4 separate regions of the Homo sapiens genome follow, and regions 2, 3 and 4 are each linked to region 1. A link is a contact called in ENCODE Hi-C or POLR2A ChIA-PET data. All regions are on one chromosome and are shown on one strand. Each heading gives the region's core, a stretch centred on a gene start or an enhancer-like site at or near the end of the contact. The rest is flanking DNA. Distances are from core to core; before and after follow the strand shown. Region 1 holds the start of ZFP64 (ZFP64 zinc finger protein). Region 2 holds the start of DPM1 (dolichyl-phosphate mannosyltransferase subunit 1, catalytic). Region 3 overlaps TSHZ2 (teashirt zinc finger homeobox 2). Region 4 overlaps BCAS4 (breast carcinoma amplified sequence 4).

The links. A loop is a pair of places that touch in the nucleus more often than their neighbours do. ChIA-PET counts read pairs that join two places held with the same protein, here RNA polymerase II (POLR2A). Pooled maps may share reads with other maps.
Region 2: a pooled map shows a loop between it and region 1 (8-fold over the local background). The contact joins the promoter of DPM1 here to the promoter of ZFP64 in region 1. A Hi-C loop is called at or near these places in 7 of 50 pooled maps. POLR2A ChIA-PET finds 5 or more read pairs at or near these places in 2 of 52 experiments (B cell and naive thymus-derived CD8-positive, alpha-beta T cell).
Region 3: a loop to region 1 is called in a map of Caco-2, with 6 times the contacts of the local background. The contact joins the enhancer-like site here to the promoter of ZFP64 in region 1. A Hi-C loop is called at or near these places in 2 of 168 maps with a recorded cell type or tissue (Caco-2 and naive thymus-derived CD4-positive, alpha-beta T cell) and 5 of 50 pooled maps.
Region 4: a loop to region 1 is called in a pooled map, with 3 times the contacts of the local background. The contact joins the enhancer-like site here to the promoter of ZFP64 in region 1. A Hi-C loop is called at or near these places in 2 of 50 pooled maps. POLR2A ChIA-PET finds 5 or more read pairs at or near these places in 2 of 52 experiments (B cell and activated CD4-positive, alpha-beta T cell).

Annotation. Positions count from the first base shown.
Region 1 is chr20:52,190,103-52,193,299 of GRCh38, forward strand. It overlaps ZFP64 (ZFP64 zinc finger protein), which reads right to left and starts at 1,677. Exons shown (of 6, transcript NM_018197.3): 1 at 1,489-1,677. The coding sequence starts at 1,534. RefSeq lists enhancers at 532-1,388, 2,429-2,558 and silencers at 1,149-1,388, 1,749-2,018.
Region 2 is chr20:50,956,522-50,959,781 of GRCh38, forward strand. It overlaps DPM1 (dolichyl-phosphate mannosyltransferase subunit 1, catalytic), which reads right to left and starts at 2,011. Exons shown (of 9, transcript NM_003859.3): 1 at 1,842-2,011. The coding sequence starts at 2,002. It overlaps MOCS3 (molybdenum cofactor synthesis 3), which reads left to right and starts at 2,297. Exons shown (of 1, transcript NM_014484.5): 1 at 2,297-3,260. The coding sequence starts at 2,322. RefSeq lists enhancers at 1,768-2,257, 2,470-3,080.
Region 3 is chr20:53,215,057-53,218,480 of GRCh38, forward strand. The region is part of intron 1 of TSHZ2 (teashirt zinc finger homeobox 2); the gene reads left to right. Among named protein-coding and RNA genes, the nearest start is that of TSHZ2, 240 kb to the left of the region's middle. Within about 2 kb of position 2,160, at least 2 of the 41 ENCODE cell types and tissues checked have a DNase peak (open chromatin) inside an H3K27ac peak, as active enhancers do.
Region 4 is chr20:50,816,997-50,820,465 of GRCh38, forward strand. It overlaps BCAS4 (breast carcinoma amplified sequence 4), which reads left to right. Exons shown (of 5, transcript NM_198799.4): 2 at 1,215-1,286. Among named protein-coding and RNA genes, the nearest start is that of BCAS4, 24 kb to the left of the region's middle. RefSeq lists enhancers at 1,730-1,779, 1,790-1,839, 2,327-2,376, 3,360-3,469. Within about 2 kb of position 1,500, at least 22 of the 41 ENCODE cell types and tissues checked have a DNase peak (open chromatin) inside an H3K27ac peak, as active enhancers do; they include B cell, where a contact is called at or near this core.

The DNA.
Region 1 (3,197 bases), core at 427-2,926:
TGAGCACTGTGATAAGCCATCTTGCAGGGATACACTTAAGCACTTTGCAATCAATGGATGGAAGGAAGGAAACCTTTTCTTCTCTGGCAGATACTGAGATACCCATGGAACTAACAAGGAAACAAGGAAGTGAGACATGAAGTAGCTTGCATTGCTGACGATTCCTTAATGATGGAATAGGACTGACACCCAGAATGAAAGGATTTTCATAACAGATAATGTCACTGGTATGTGGAAAGTGCAAAAGTAACGACATAGACCTTCGTTAGAATCTTGACACTGTCGCTTAACAACAGTGACTTTAAGCGTGGGTTTTCTCATCTGAAAAATGGGAGGAGAGGTTTCTAATCCATGGTTTTTGTTTGTTTTTAATTTCTCCAAGAAAAAACACGGGCTTGTTATGAGAATTAAATGGGATGGTGCTCGTACCAGCACAGTCCCCCCTCCCCGCCAGTCCCCCAGCATGTTACCTGCTGGGTTCTTACTGAGGTACACTATTTAAACATGGACATATCTGAGCCCCACCTAGGAGATACTGAGTCATAACAGGGTGGGGTGGGGAGGATGGTGTTTAGGAAAATCTGTGCTTTTCACAGTAATGCAAGGAATACACCGCCAAGTTTGGGACCCAGTGTCTCCCAAACTGTTAACAGTAGCAGCTAACAAGCTGGGAGCTTACTATGTGCCAGATTTTCTGCAAACCCCTGGTAGATGGGTTCTCAAACTTCATGTGCTTCAGAGTTGCCCAGGCAGCTACGAAGGACAGCGGATCCCCAGCCCCACCCCCGAGATTGAATGGGTGGGGCCCAGAAAGCTGTTTTAAAATACACGCTCTCGCTCCCAGGTGGCTGGTTGCACTCAGTCTCTGGACCACACTTTGGGAAACAATGCACCGGGAGAAACCAGGGACTTGAAAAACGCTGATGTCCTCCTCGGTTAAATAAAAACTGAACCCCAAACCCAAATAAAGCGACCACGGCCCCGTTTTCCATTCAGATCTCCACCCTTAATGAGGAAAAGGCTTTGCAATGAGCCGGCAGGACCTCGTGAGACCTGGTGATTCCCCCAATCTCCAGGCTCTAATTTTGAGCCACTGAGGCAGAAGTTTTCCCATCAGTGTTGCCCCGTTTACCCTAGATTCCTCCCTTTCTCCTGCCCGCCCCAAACTCCGCCTGATGGGGCGGGAATGCCCTTAGGGGGTGGCGATTGTCTGAACGGCGTGCCCTCCCCCACTGTTCCCTTCCAAGGGGTCTCGCAAGGCTGGAGAGCGCCCCCGGTCTTGCGCCAGGTCGGGTGCGCCCCCACCCCAAGCCCACTCCGGCGCCCCCTGCACAGCGCGCCCGCCGCGGTCCCCGAGACGCGGCTCCGAGCCGTCACCCCGATTTCGGGGCCCCGGGCCTGCTGGCTGCGTCGCAGACGTGCTTGGGCCCGGGCCCCGGAGCGCGCACTGGGCCCCGGAGCGCGCACTGCTCCCGGAAAAGCACTTACTTTGCACCGAGCCCGCGAAGCTCTCGCCCTCGCTGCTCGCGTTCATGGCCGCAGACTGGGAGGTCCCCGGCCGGCCGGGATGCCAAAGTGGGGGACGCTGATCTACATGGTGCAAGGACTTTTCCTTTTATTTTTCCACACCCCCCACCCTGCCTTCTCCCAACTCTGCGAGGCGGGGAGGACGGATGTAAAGCAAGCTGCACTTCCGCTGCCTAGAGGGCGCTGGCCGGGCCCGGCGCCCCAACCTGGCTTTGCAGCAGCGGCTCCCCGGGGAAGCGGCGGGCGAATCCCGAGGCCCAGGCCCGCGGAGCCCCCCAACGCCCCCGGGGAGCTGGATGGCCACGCGCGTCCCGGCGTGCTGGGCGACCGCGGGTGGCGAGGGATGCGCCCCTGCCCGCACTCTGCGTTCTCCGCGGACGCGATTGGCCTCCCCGGCTCGGGGCGCCTTTTGCACCTGCAACCCCAGGCGTTGGGCCCCCAGCGCGGCCGTGCAGCAGCGCTGCTCCCGGGACGCCTGGGTGGTTTGCGGGGAGACCCACGTGCGGCTGCCGTTGCGGGGTGGGTGCGCGGGGCGCGGCGAGCTCCGGAGAAACCCAGGTTGGGCGTGAGCGCTGGGCAAATCAGCAAAGCGCTGGGCGGGTCCCTTGCCCCGCTAGGGAGACTGAGAGGACCGCGAAGAGGTGGGGTCGTAGCGCGGAGGGACCCCTGCTCCAGGAGCTGCCAACTTTATCGTGCATCGCAGTCGCCTGAAAGGCTTGTTAGAACACACGCTGTTGGGCCCACCCTAGCGTTTCTGCTTCAGTAGGTCTGGGGCGAGGCGTGAGAACGAGCATTTCTAAGTTCCCAGGTGATGCCCCTAGTGTTGGTCGGCGTCCACACTCTGAGGACAGTGACCTCTCTGCTCTGTCCCTCATGTCTTACTACTACTGTCTCCCCCGGGCTCCTGCGTCAGCCCTATTGTCTCTCTGCCGACCCTCCCAAGCCTCAGACCTCTCCCAGCCTCGAGGGATTTGCCCATAGAGTCTGTCCTGCTTCTGAAGGTCAGCATTCAAATTCACACTCAGGGAGGCCATGCTTGGCCTAATCTAATCATTCTAATATTGCAGCCCCCTCCTCCTCCCCCAACCACTCCCTGTCTCCTTCCTGTTTTTTTCTTTTTCTTTTTCTTTTCTTTTCTTTTCTTTTCTTTTCTTTTCTTTTCTTTTCTTTTCTTTTCTTTTCTTTTCTTTCTTTCTCTCTCTCTGCCTCTCTCTCTTTCTCCCTTTCTTTTTTTAGAGAGGGGGTCTTTCTCTGTCTCTCAGGCTGGAAGAGTGGTCGGATCCTAGCTCATTGCAGCCTCCAACTCCTGGGCTCAAGCAATCCCCCCTACAGGCGTGGGCCACCACCCTGGCTCACTTTTTAATTTTTATTTTTGTAGAGATGTTGCCCAGGCTGGTCTCGAATTCCTGGCCTCAAGCGATCCTCCATCAGCCTCCCAAAGTGCTGGGGTTACAGGTGTAAGCCACCATGCCTGGCCTGCTTTGTCCTTAAAAGGTGTTAGATGGAACATATTATGTATCTCGAGTATATCTGCTTAGATATAATTTAGTTGTATATTATCTGTGTTCTCCTCCCCCTTATTTTCAGTAAGTCCCTGTAAAAATGGGGATTAAAAAAATCTCTTTGCTTCACTGATGTAGTCCAGTGACTTGGCTGGTGCCTGACACATA
Region 2 (3,260 bases), core at 761-3,260, 1.2 Mb before region 1:
TCTCCAAAAGAAAAAAAAAAAAAAGAAAAAGAAAAAAGAAACAAATACAAGAAAATCAACCAGAAAACATATTCCACTGTTAAAGGCTTTAACAAGTCAGCCCCAGCAAACTTTGAAGACAAGAAAGCAAACCCCTGTGTTATCTATTCTCCAAGAGTAGAACAATGACTTTGGCTTCCCACTGTGCCTTAAATCTGGGCACTGGTGCCTTTACATGCCAAAATATGTAAGGTGATTTTAATAGACGTGCTGAAAGAGAAATTCCATAAACAAAATGGGGTCGTTAAAAGCAAATTACTGTCCCCTACCACTTCAAAGCAGCTACACCACCTGAGGGTGAGGCAGCTCAAAGGTACCAAGCTGGGCTGACTTCAAGTAATTTGATTGCATCTGAAAAGTTTTGTTTCCTTTATCAAACTTCATTTTGATCTTAAAAGATTGATTCACAAACCATTAAAAGGAAACATAAATTGTACTACATAAAAAAATTAAAACAGCAAAAAAAAAAATTGCAAAATTAGAATACAAGCCCTGAACGAGATCGGTTGTATGATAGTTACTTTCTTTAATTTAGAGCTTATAGAAATCAAAATTAAAAGATTAAACAGGAAAAATAAAAATTTTAAAACTCTGAGGGGCAAGGCATATGAAGGCAGTTATTCAAGGAAATACAATCAAAACAGCAATGGTTTTCACAAATGAGTACTTCCAACAATGTTAAGTCTAATGCTCAGGCGGGCTGGTTGATAGGGAAACAGGCACTCTGAAGAATGGAGAGTCCAAACTTGTACAACCTTTTTTTTCTTTAGAGCAATTTGGCAGTAACTGTCCATTTTAAGCACATTTCTGTCGACCCAGCAATCCTACCTCGAAGAATTTATCCCTAGTACACAAGTAAAAGTATGAACGCGTCTGCTGCCAACACTGATGCAATAAAGGAGCACCGCTATGTGTCAAGCACTTTTCTAAATTTAGCTGGAAAATATGGTGTGAACAAAGTCCTTGTTCTCATCGACAAAGCAAAAGCCAAAAAACAGAAACAACCAAAAGGCGCTGGAAATAATCCAGTTCATTGCCATGACCTGATTAAATAAATAACACAGCCATATGGAATGTTACCTAACTTCCAAAGTAATTTGCTATGTTTGTACATGTTAATATGAGAAAAAGTCTTCAAAGATTTCACAGCATGATCCCATTTGTGCAATCGTAAAACAAGTTACTTCGTACTGACTCCAGGATTTTTTGCAGTTTTTAAAAACACTGCATTAACACTTCCAAATTCGAACTCCACCCACCCCCCATCCCGGTTCTAACAATCACACCAAACATCCACCAGTGATCAGCGAAGATGCTCTTCTGCTTTCTCCTTTCCAGAAAGGTTATCGTGCCCAGCAATAGCTCCCTAACCCACACACACCAAACCTCATGCTTATGTAAGCACTCGGCACCGGAGCGGAGAGTGAGAGCTCTCGCTTGGACTCCCGGCTCTTGCCGCAGATCCTGACCGCCTAGAGGGAGGAGTGGGATCACGCTTTCAGCCTCGCTTCCAAGTAAAAGAGTGGCCAACCTTTCTACGGAAAGGCGGGGGACGGGAGTACTACATAATAAAGATAAATGAGAGTCTCACAAAACCCAAGGGCAGGAATGAGAACCCAGGACACGAAGAAAACCCAACAAGCATCCGCCTCTGCTTCCCTCGCAGGGTGGCCCTCTCCCCGGGCCTTCCTGTGTGAGGCAAAGAAGGCTGGACAGGGCCGCTTCGCGCAGCCAGCTGCCGACACCCGGGCCGGGGAAGCCAGCTCATCTCATTCTTCGGGGAGGGAGACCTGGTGCGCTACCTCTCGGAGAAGCTTTTCACCAGCAGCCACACGATGAGCGGCAGGTTCTCGCGCTCGTTGTAGGTAGGTAAAAGCACCGAATATTTGTTCTGTCGTGGACTGCGCACTTCCAGCTCCCGCCGAGACCTGCGAGGACTACGACTGACTTCCAAGGAGGCCATGGCGGAACTGAGCCAGATGCCGGAAGCGGAATTACGTAATGTGGCGCGGAAAAGGACGGGTCGGACCGTACCAAATTCGGAAGCGGGGGATGACCTGTGTGATTGATCGCTAGTTCTTCTAGGGCCATTGCGTGGTTCAATTAGAAATATTCTGGATTTATACATCTTTGAAGTTTAATCTGAAGGTTTCTTCAGGAAGTAAATATCTATTCATCACCTTTTCCCAAGCTCCATAAAGTTTTTTAGTTTATCCCAGTCGCTAGGAGACAGAAGACGGAAGCGGAAATGCCTTTCACGACAACTTCCGGAAGAGGTCGCCATGGCTTCCCGGGAGGAGGTACTCGCCTTACAAGCTGAAGTTGCCCAACGTGAGGAGGAATTGAATTCGCTGAAGCAGAAGCTGGCGTCGGCTCTTTTGGCTGAGCAGGAACCGCAGCCAGAACGGCTGGTTCCGGTGTCGCCGCTGCCGCCGAAGGCCGCTCTGTCCCGAGATGAGATTCTGCGCTATAGCCGGCAGCTAGTGCTGCCCGAGCTGGGCGTGCACGGACAGCTGCGCCTGGGGACCGCGTGCGTGCTAATCGTGGGCTGCGGTGGGCTCGGCTGTCCACTAGCGCAGTACTTGGCAGCGGCCGGCGTGGGCCGCCTTGGCCTTGTGGACTATGACGTGGTAGAGATGAGCAACCTGGCCCGCCAAGTGCTGCATGGCGAGGCACTGGCTGGCCAGGCCAAGGCCTTTTCGGCCGCCGCCTCGCTGCGCCGCCTCAATTCGGCAGTGGAATGCGTGCCGTACACTCAGGCCCTTACGCCAGCCACTGCCCTAGACCTGGTCCGCCGATATGATGTGGTGGCTGACTGCTCGGACAACGTGCCCACTCGCTACCTGGTTAATGACGCATGTGTGCTGGCGGGTCGGCCCCTCGTGTCTGCCAGTGCCTTGCGCTTCGAGGGCCAAATCACAGTCTACCATTATGACGGTGGCCCTTGCTATCGCTGCATATTCCCCCAACCACCCCCAGCGGAGACAGTGACCAACTGCGCGGACGGCGGGGTGCTCGGTGTCGTTACCGGGGTCCTGGGCTGCCTGCAGGCCTTGGAAGTGCTGAAAATCGCTGCGGGTCTGGGCCCCTCTTACAGTGGCAGCTTGTTGCTCTTTGATGCCCTGAGAGGGCATTTCCGCTCTATTCGGCTGCGGAGCCGCAGGCTCGACTGTGCAGCTTGCGGGGAACGGCCCACTGTGACTGATCTGCTGGACTATGAA
Region 3 (3,424 bases), core at 910-3,409, 1.0 Mb after region 1:
ATGTCCTCCTGCAGAAATGCAGTTTGGGTTTGTTTTTGCAGGGAGGTTGTTTGTTTGAGTTTTTTTTAAAGATTATCTCATCAAAACCTGAATTTCAGGCTACTGTGAGAAAAAGTAGAAAATCTAACAGCACTGAGCCCACTTTTCCACGTGGCAAACACTGGTCTAAGTCCTTACAGCCCTGCCACATCATCCCAAGATCACAACACCACTTCCCGGGATTCCAGTATATTGCGGTGGTTTTTAAGAGCAAAATAGCAGCATTTTGAGAGCTGCCTGTCATATGAAAAGCGTTCTCACCACACCCTTCCACTGTCTAACCATGCCACAGTATCTTGTTTCTCTTTTGGTTCTCATTTCCTGGTATATGGGAGAGGTTGAGTGGCTTTTGCCAGACATTTGCTTTCTTTCCAGAGCTCCTTCAGCTATGGTCTACAGTCAGAGTTCCATCATGGAGGCATCCTAGATTTTTTTTTTGCCTTTGGGAGGGGAGAAGTGAGGAAGAGACTATATTAAAAATGTAAGAAAGGCTGGGCACGGTGGCTCACACATGTAATCCCACCACTTTGAGAGGCCAAGGCAGGTGGATCACCTGAGGTCGGGAGTTCGAGACCAGCCTGACCAACATGGAGAGAAACCCCATCTCTACTAAAAATACAAAATTAGCCGGGCATGGTGGCACATGCCTGTAATTCCAGCTACTCAGGAGGCTGAGGCAGGAGCATAGCTTGAACTCAGGAAGCGGAGGTTGTGGTGAGCCGAGGTCGCGCCATTGCACTCCAGCCTGGGCAACAGGAGCAAAACTCCGTCTCAAAAAAAAAAAAAAAAAATTTAAAAAATGGTTTCATAGGGATGGGAAAAGAGGGGTCCCAGGCCTAATTCCCAGTCTTTCTCCTAGGGTTGAGCTCCTGCCCTTTTTCCCCTAAGGCCAAACACCTGTCTCTGATGTCTGATTCCTCTTCTCCCAGAATTCTTCATTTTGGCCAAGACCTTCTTCCCCAGTCAAATTCCCAGAGACTCATATCTGGAGGACAGAAAGGCACGACCTTAGCTCTTCCTCAGAATGAGGAATAGAAAACAGTGGGGGGCCAGCTCACTTTTTAATAAGACACTAGTATTTCAGCATTCTATGAAGTCAACACCCAAGGAATGTCCCTGTCATCTGTTCTCACCTTGCAATTGCTGGTCCTGTTGTCTTCCCCAGCCCTCTCCACACCTCACTTCACCAGCCAAGCCATTGTTGGCTCCTAAGCATTTCAGTTCCTGATGGAGGAGTAAGACAGGTAGTCAGGTAAAGCTGGAGTGAGGACAAATGGGACTGGGGTGGCGGAATCCCTGGCAGAAAGTCAAGGACGTGAACATACAAGGAAAAATAGGCCACAGCCAGAGCACTGAAGGCCACAAATGTGAACCCCTAGCTAGGATATGTCATTTTATGCCAGGCAAAATCAGGACAACAAAGGGTTCTCAAGCATAGGTGCGACCCAACCAACCCTTCACCAGCCAGGAACATTTTCTGGTGTTAATGCCATCTTAGAAAATGCTGTGAAAAGCTCCTTGCACTGAGCTAGTTTCTCATCCCCTGATGTTTACACCTCTCAAAGGTGCATGGAGCCCCACAATGTGTCACTCTCTGATTTGTCACCTGGAGAACACAGCGCAGACATGTTTGGCTGCTTTAATATTTCTCTATAAATCAATCCTCTTTCCCCTTAATCATGTGGGTTGTTCTTCTCTGAACTTGCTCCAATTTGTCTACATCTTGCTGGGACTGAGTTGTCTAAAAGTGAACACACCCTTCAAATGCGGGAACTCTCCCTGCAGCCCCTGGCAGCTCCTGGCGACTCACTTCACCGCCCGGAGAATTCCGTGCAGGGCTCCAGCGGTGAGCAGAGTTGGAAACGGCCCATCCCCAGTTTCCAAAGAGGCCGTGTCTTTCTGTTCCTGAGCGGGCCCGTTTGTTATTTTTAGTGTCTGATTGTCAGGCTGCGGCATTAGAAAGTCTGTGGTCGCATTACATATTCCAGAAAGTCACATTGCTGGTGATGTGCGGCTGTATCGATGGATGAGTAATTGCTCGCTGTCAGGCCCACCCGGTGAAGCTGTGTCCTCCCAAGTTGTGAAAGGGGGATAGTGCGAGAGCCGCACCTGCCGCGGCCCCACCTGTCTGCGCTTGGCCGATGCCAGCACCTGCAGCCTTTCGTACCAGCGCCCTCTGCTGGTCGGACGCCCCACTTCTGGGCGCTCAGGGAGCAGAAGGGGCCTGGCCTCACCCGACAGCCCCCTGGCTCTAGGCAAGTGAGATATTATTATTCCCATTTTAAAGACCAGATAACTGAGCCCCAAAGAAGCGAATATGTGGCTCACAAGCAGAAAGGGATAACAGATGGAAGAACAACAATAATCAGAACAGCAACGCCAGTGAACCGTTGCACATCACTTAATTTGCCAGGGGCTGCAAACCCACAGACAAATAATGGCAGAAAGTGCAGAGAGCCAGGCGCAATATAAGGAGTGGATGGGGACCATGGCAGATCCCTGGTGCTCAGTCTAGAGGAGGCAAAAGCGGTAAAGCTCTGCCACGCAACCACACAGGGCCAGTAACGTCAGAACTTCTCAGAAGGCATCTATCCTTAAGTGTGAAATTTCTCTGATTTTGAAACAATTCATGGGCCAAACAAAATATGGCTAAGGGCTACATTTGATCCACTGCCCCTGCTTGTAACCCCTGGTTTACACAGAGTTATCTGACTTACTATCTCATTTAAGTTTCACATAATCCTGTGATATCATTACTGGTTTTATCCTCACCTTTGCAAACAAAAAAACTAAGGTTGAAGGAAGTTATGCAAATCTAATTTATGTTAGAAAGGAGAGTCAGACCTAGGCTTTCACATCCCAAAGCATAGATTCTCCTCCCTGAACAATACAGACAAGTATTTTACTTTGGGAGAAAGGAGACTGGCTAGCCCAACACCCTCCTTTTTAAGAGTGAGAAAGCCGAGGCTCCTTTGAAGGAGCCGCAAATGGCAGGCTGCACTTTACAAACAGTCTCAAGTCTGGTTCTTTCAAGTCATGATGTTGTCCTTTATTCTGCACTAAATTTGTTTTCTAAAGACTACGCCTATAGGCTGAGGGCCTCTCACCTGTGATTAGAACATTTGCTTTGAGTAGCTTTCAAGGAACAGAGCTGTGTGTGTGCTGCACCAACCACATGGTCTCAGCTGGCACCTATTATAATTCAAATTGAGAGATGGGAAACATTGAGATGCATTAAGCAAGATCAAACTTTACAACAGTTGGCACAGGGGCAAATGAATTCGGCTTGCCGACTTATTTGTTCGGCCCACACAAACCACTAAATAAATAGATAATCGTAATAATAATGTACACAGCATTGCCAAAATTTGTCAATCAGGTGATT
Region 4 (3,469 bases), core at 250-2,749, 1.4 Mb before region 1:
GTCACCACATTGTCCAGAATGGTGTCGATCTCCTGACCTCGTGATCTGCCCGCCTCAGCCTCCCAAAGTGCTGGGATTACAGGCGTGAGCCAGTGCACCTGGGCTAATTTTTTTTTTTTTTTAAAGGGATGGAGTCTCACCATGTTGCCCAGACTGGTCTCGAATTCCTGGACTTAAGTGATCTTCCTGCCTCGGCCTCCCAAAATGTTGGGATTACAGGCATAAGCCACTGCTCCCGGCCATGGACCCTTTACATAACATAAAAAATTCAAGTTTCCCTTGTCAGAGTCCCTTTCCCAACTCCTCCTGCCCAGGGCTAAGTAAGCCCTGTTAATAGGGTTTCCAAAGAAACTATGGGATGCCCGGTTGAATTTGAATTTCAGATAAACAACAAATTTTTTAAGTATAAGCACATCTCTTAACTATTAGCAGTCTGGCACATATCATTCCAGGCCTTTCTCTGTGAAGACATGTACTTTTTTTTGAGACGGAGTCTCGCTCTGTTGCCCAGGCTAGAGTGCAGTGGTGCAATCTTGGCTCACTGCAGCCTCCGCCTCCTAGGTTCAAGCGATTCTCCTGCCTCAGCCTCGGAGTAGCTGTGACTACAGGCACACGCCACCATGCCCGGCTAATTTTTGTATTTTGAGTAGAGACGGGGTTCTGCCATGTTGGTCAGGCTGGTCTCAAACTCCTGACCTCAGGTGATCCGCCCGCCTCACACATTTTTTTTGGTATGGTTTGTATCTGACACCGTCTGCAGCTTGCTTTTCCTCTCCGGGGTATCACCGGGGCCACTGTGTTTATTAGAGCAGGCTGTGAGGTTGTGGACTCCATCTGGATTAGGATCCTTGCCCCGCTGTTTGTTAACTGTGTGATCTTGAGCAGGTTACCCCACCTCTCTGAGCCTCCGTGTCCTCATCTGTACAACGTGGAGGATACGGGTAGCTTTGTTATTTCCTGTATTTGTTGATCTTGTCTCTTTTGAAAGCTGCATAGAATGGAGAGGCCGTGGTGGCTTTAACCAGTCCTCCGTGATGGGCGCCAGGACTGCTGCCTGTTTATTGCTCTTTCAAAGGAGGCAGTGGAAGGGGGTCGAGCAGGAACCGGGCACATAATCCTAAGACTTAGTTTGCTTTAAAAAAAAAAAAAAAATGAAGGGTGTTTGTCTCCCTGGAAACCACTTGCTAATCTCCAGGATATCGTCTCTTTTTCAGGCGAAGGAGGTGGAGGAGACCATCGAGGGCATGCTCCTCAGGCTGGAAGAGTTTTGCAGCCTGGCTGACCTGGTGAGTGGCTGCCTGGAAGGCGTGGGTTTAGGCCCAGGCCAGACTTCAGGCCCTTGCTGGAGTTTTCTGCGGAAGCCATTTTGGTGGTGAGTTAGCAACCAGGAGGAATGGGGCAGCGGCCAGCGCTGAGAGGAAAGCCACGTGCAAACACTCCCTCCTCTCTCTCTCTCTCGCTCTCTCTCTCTCACTCAACCCCAAGTGCTTCCTGAGGCGGCCATCTTGATCTCGTCCTTCCCTCGAGATGGTTTTTATTCCGCAGAGGAGCCAGGAGTGGACCACAAGGTGGCACTCTCGGGCACCGATGCAGGGAGCCGTTCAGCGGGGACGCTAGACTATATTTAACTTTCCTCAGCTCTGCACCGTCCCCTGTGCAAACATGGAGACAGCCAGGAAATGGCTTCAGGCCTGCGAGGCCTAGGAGGAGCCTCTTGCCCAGGCCACAGCCCGTGGTGGAGTTGGGCATCGAGTTCCTTCCTGAATCCTTCTGTTCTCTCTGCTTTTACCTCCTACTCTGTCTGGTTGGCCCAAATCTACTAGCCTGGCTGAGGAGGAAGATGGAAGACAATGGCCCAGAAGACAAAGCCTCCCACGCCAGAGTCTCTAGAAATCGCCTCTAGAGGCTGGGTGCAGTGGCTCACACCTGTAATCCCAGCACTTTGGGAGGCCAAAGCGGGCAGATCACTTGAGGTCAGGAGTTCAAGACCAGCCTGACCAACATGGTGAAACCCTGCCTCTACCAAAAATACAAAAATTAGCCGGGTGTGGTGGCAGGCGCCTGTAATCTTAGCTACTCAGGAGGCTGAGGCAGGAGAATTGCTTGAACCCGGAAGGTGGAGGTTGCAGTGAGCTGAGATTGCGCCACTGCACTCCAGCCTGGGTGATAGATCAAGATTGTGTCTCAAAAAAAAAAGAAAAGAAAAAGAAATTGCTTCTAGATCCCAGTGTTCCTAGGATTGCTGCCAGCCAGGTGTGGAGCCCCCAGGAGTGCTGATAGAATTTTCTAGAAGCTCCCAAGCTTATTAGAGGCAAACCAGTAACCTGGGCTTGAGGTGTCTGCCTGGAGGCCCAAAGGGTAGAGCTCCATATTGTGACCAGGCCCTGTGTCTCCCCAGAGTGGAGGAAGCCTGGCCACCTGGGCCCAGTGGTGTGCGTTTATGTCCCTGAGAAGCACCGTGTCCGGACCCTGAGAGTGTTTGTGAGAACCCAAGGGAGTAACAGTAACAGCAGCCCCAGATGTTCATTGAACGCCTTTCTTTGTGCCCGGCACAAAGCCACCCTAGACAGCAGGCACTGAGTCATCCCTACCTATTCAGCGGACCTCGGCCCAGCCTCTAGGGTCACAGCAGAAATCCCAAGAGGACCTATATGGTTTCTTCTCTTGAGTCAATTTTTACGTTCAGATGTGGGTCCAGGTGGGAGCTAGGTAACAAGACAGGCTTTTAACAGCCTGGATTGTCCTTTCTTTACCACCACGCATTGGACTCTTTCTTTCTCTTTCTGTCTTTGTCTTTCTGTCTTTCCGTCTTTCTGTCTTTCCGTCTTTCCCTCCGTCCCTCCCTTCCTTCCTTCCTTTCTTCCTTCCTTTCGAGATAGAGTCTCGCTCTGTCCCCCAGGCTGGAGTGCCGTGATGCAATCTCGGCTCACTGCAACCTCTGCCTCCCGGGTTCAAGTGATTCTCCTGCCTCAGCCTCCTGAGTAGCTGGGATTACAAGCATGCACCACCATGCCTGGCTAATTTTTGTATTTTTAGTAGAGACAGCATGTTGACCAGGCTGGTCTTGAACTGCTGGCCTTAAGTGATCCTCCCGCCTCGGCCTCCCAAAGTGCTGGGATTGATTATAGGCGTGAGCCACCATGCCCGGCTGCATTGGGCACTTTCTCATGAATGGGCCCCGTCATAAACTTGAGTATGCAAAGAGAGTTCAGTCCATCTCCATTCCCATCAAGCCCCAGTGTATGTGGGGAGACTGATTTGGGTATCAGTTGGTGCCGTCCCATGCTACAGTGCTGTTGTCAAGGTAAGGTCAAGGTGTGAAGGGATTCCAGAGCCAGGGGTGCTAAGTCCTGCCTAGGAAATTGGGAAGGCTTCGTATAACAGGTGGTGATGAATCTGGGGCTGTAAGGAGAAATAGAGAATTCAACAGATGGGGAAGGAGTGCATTCAGGCAGAGGGACCAGCCTGT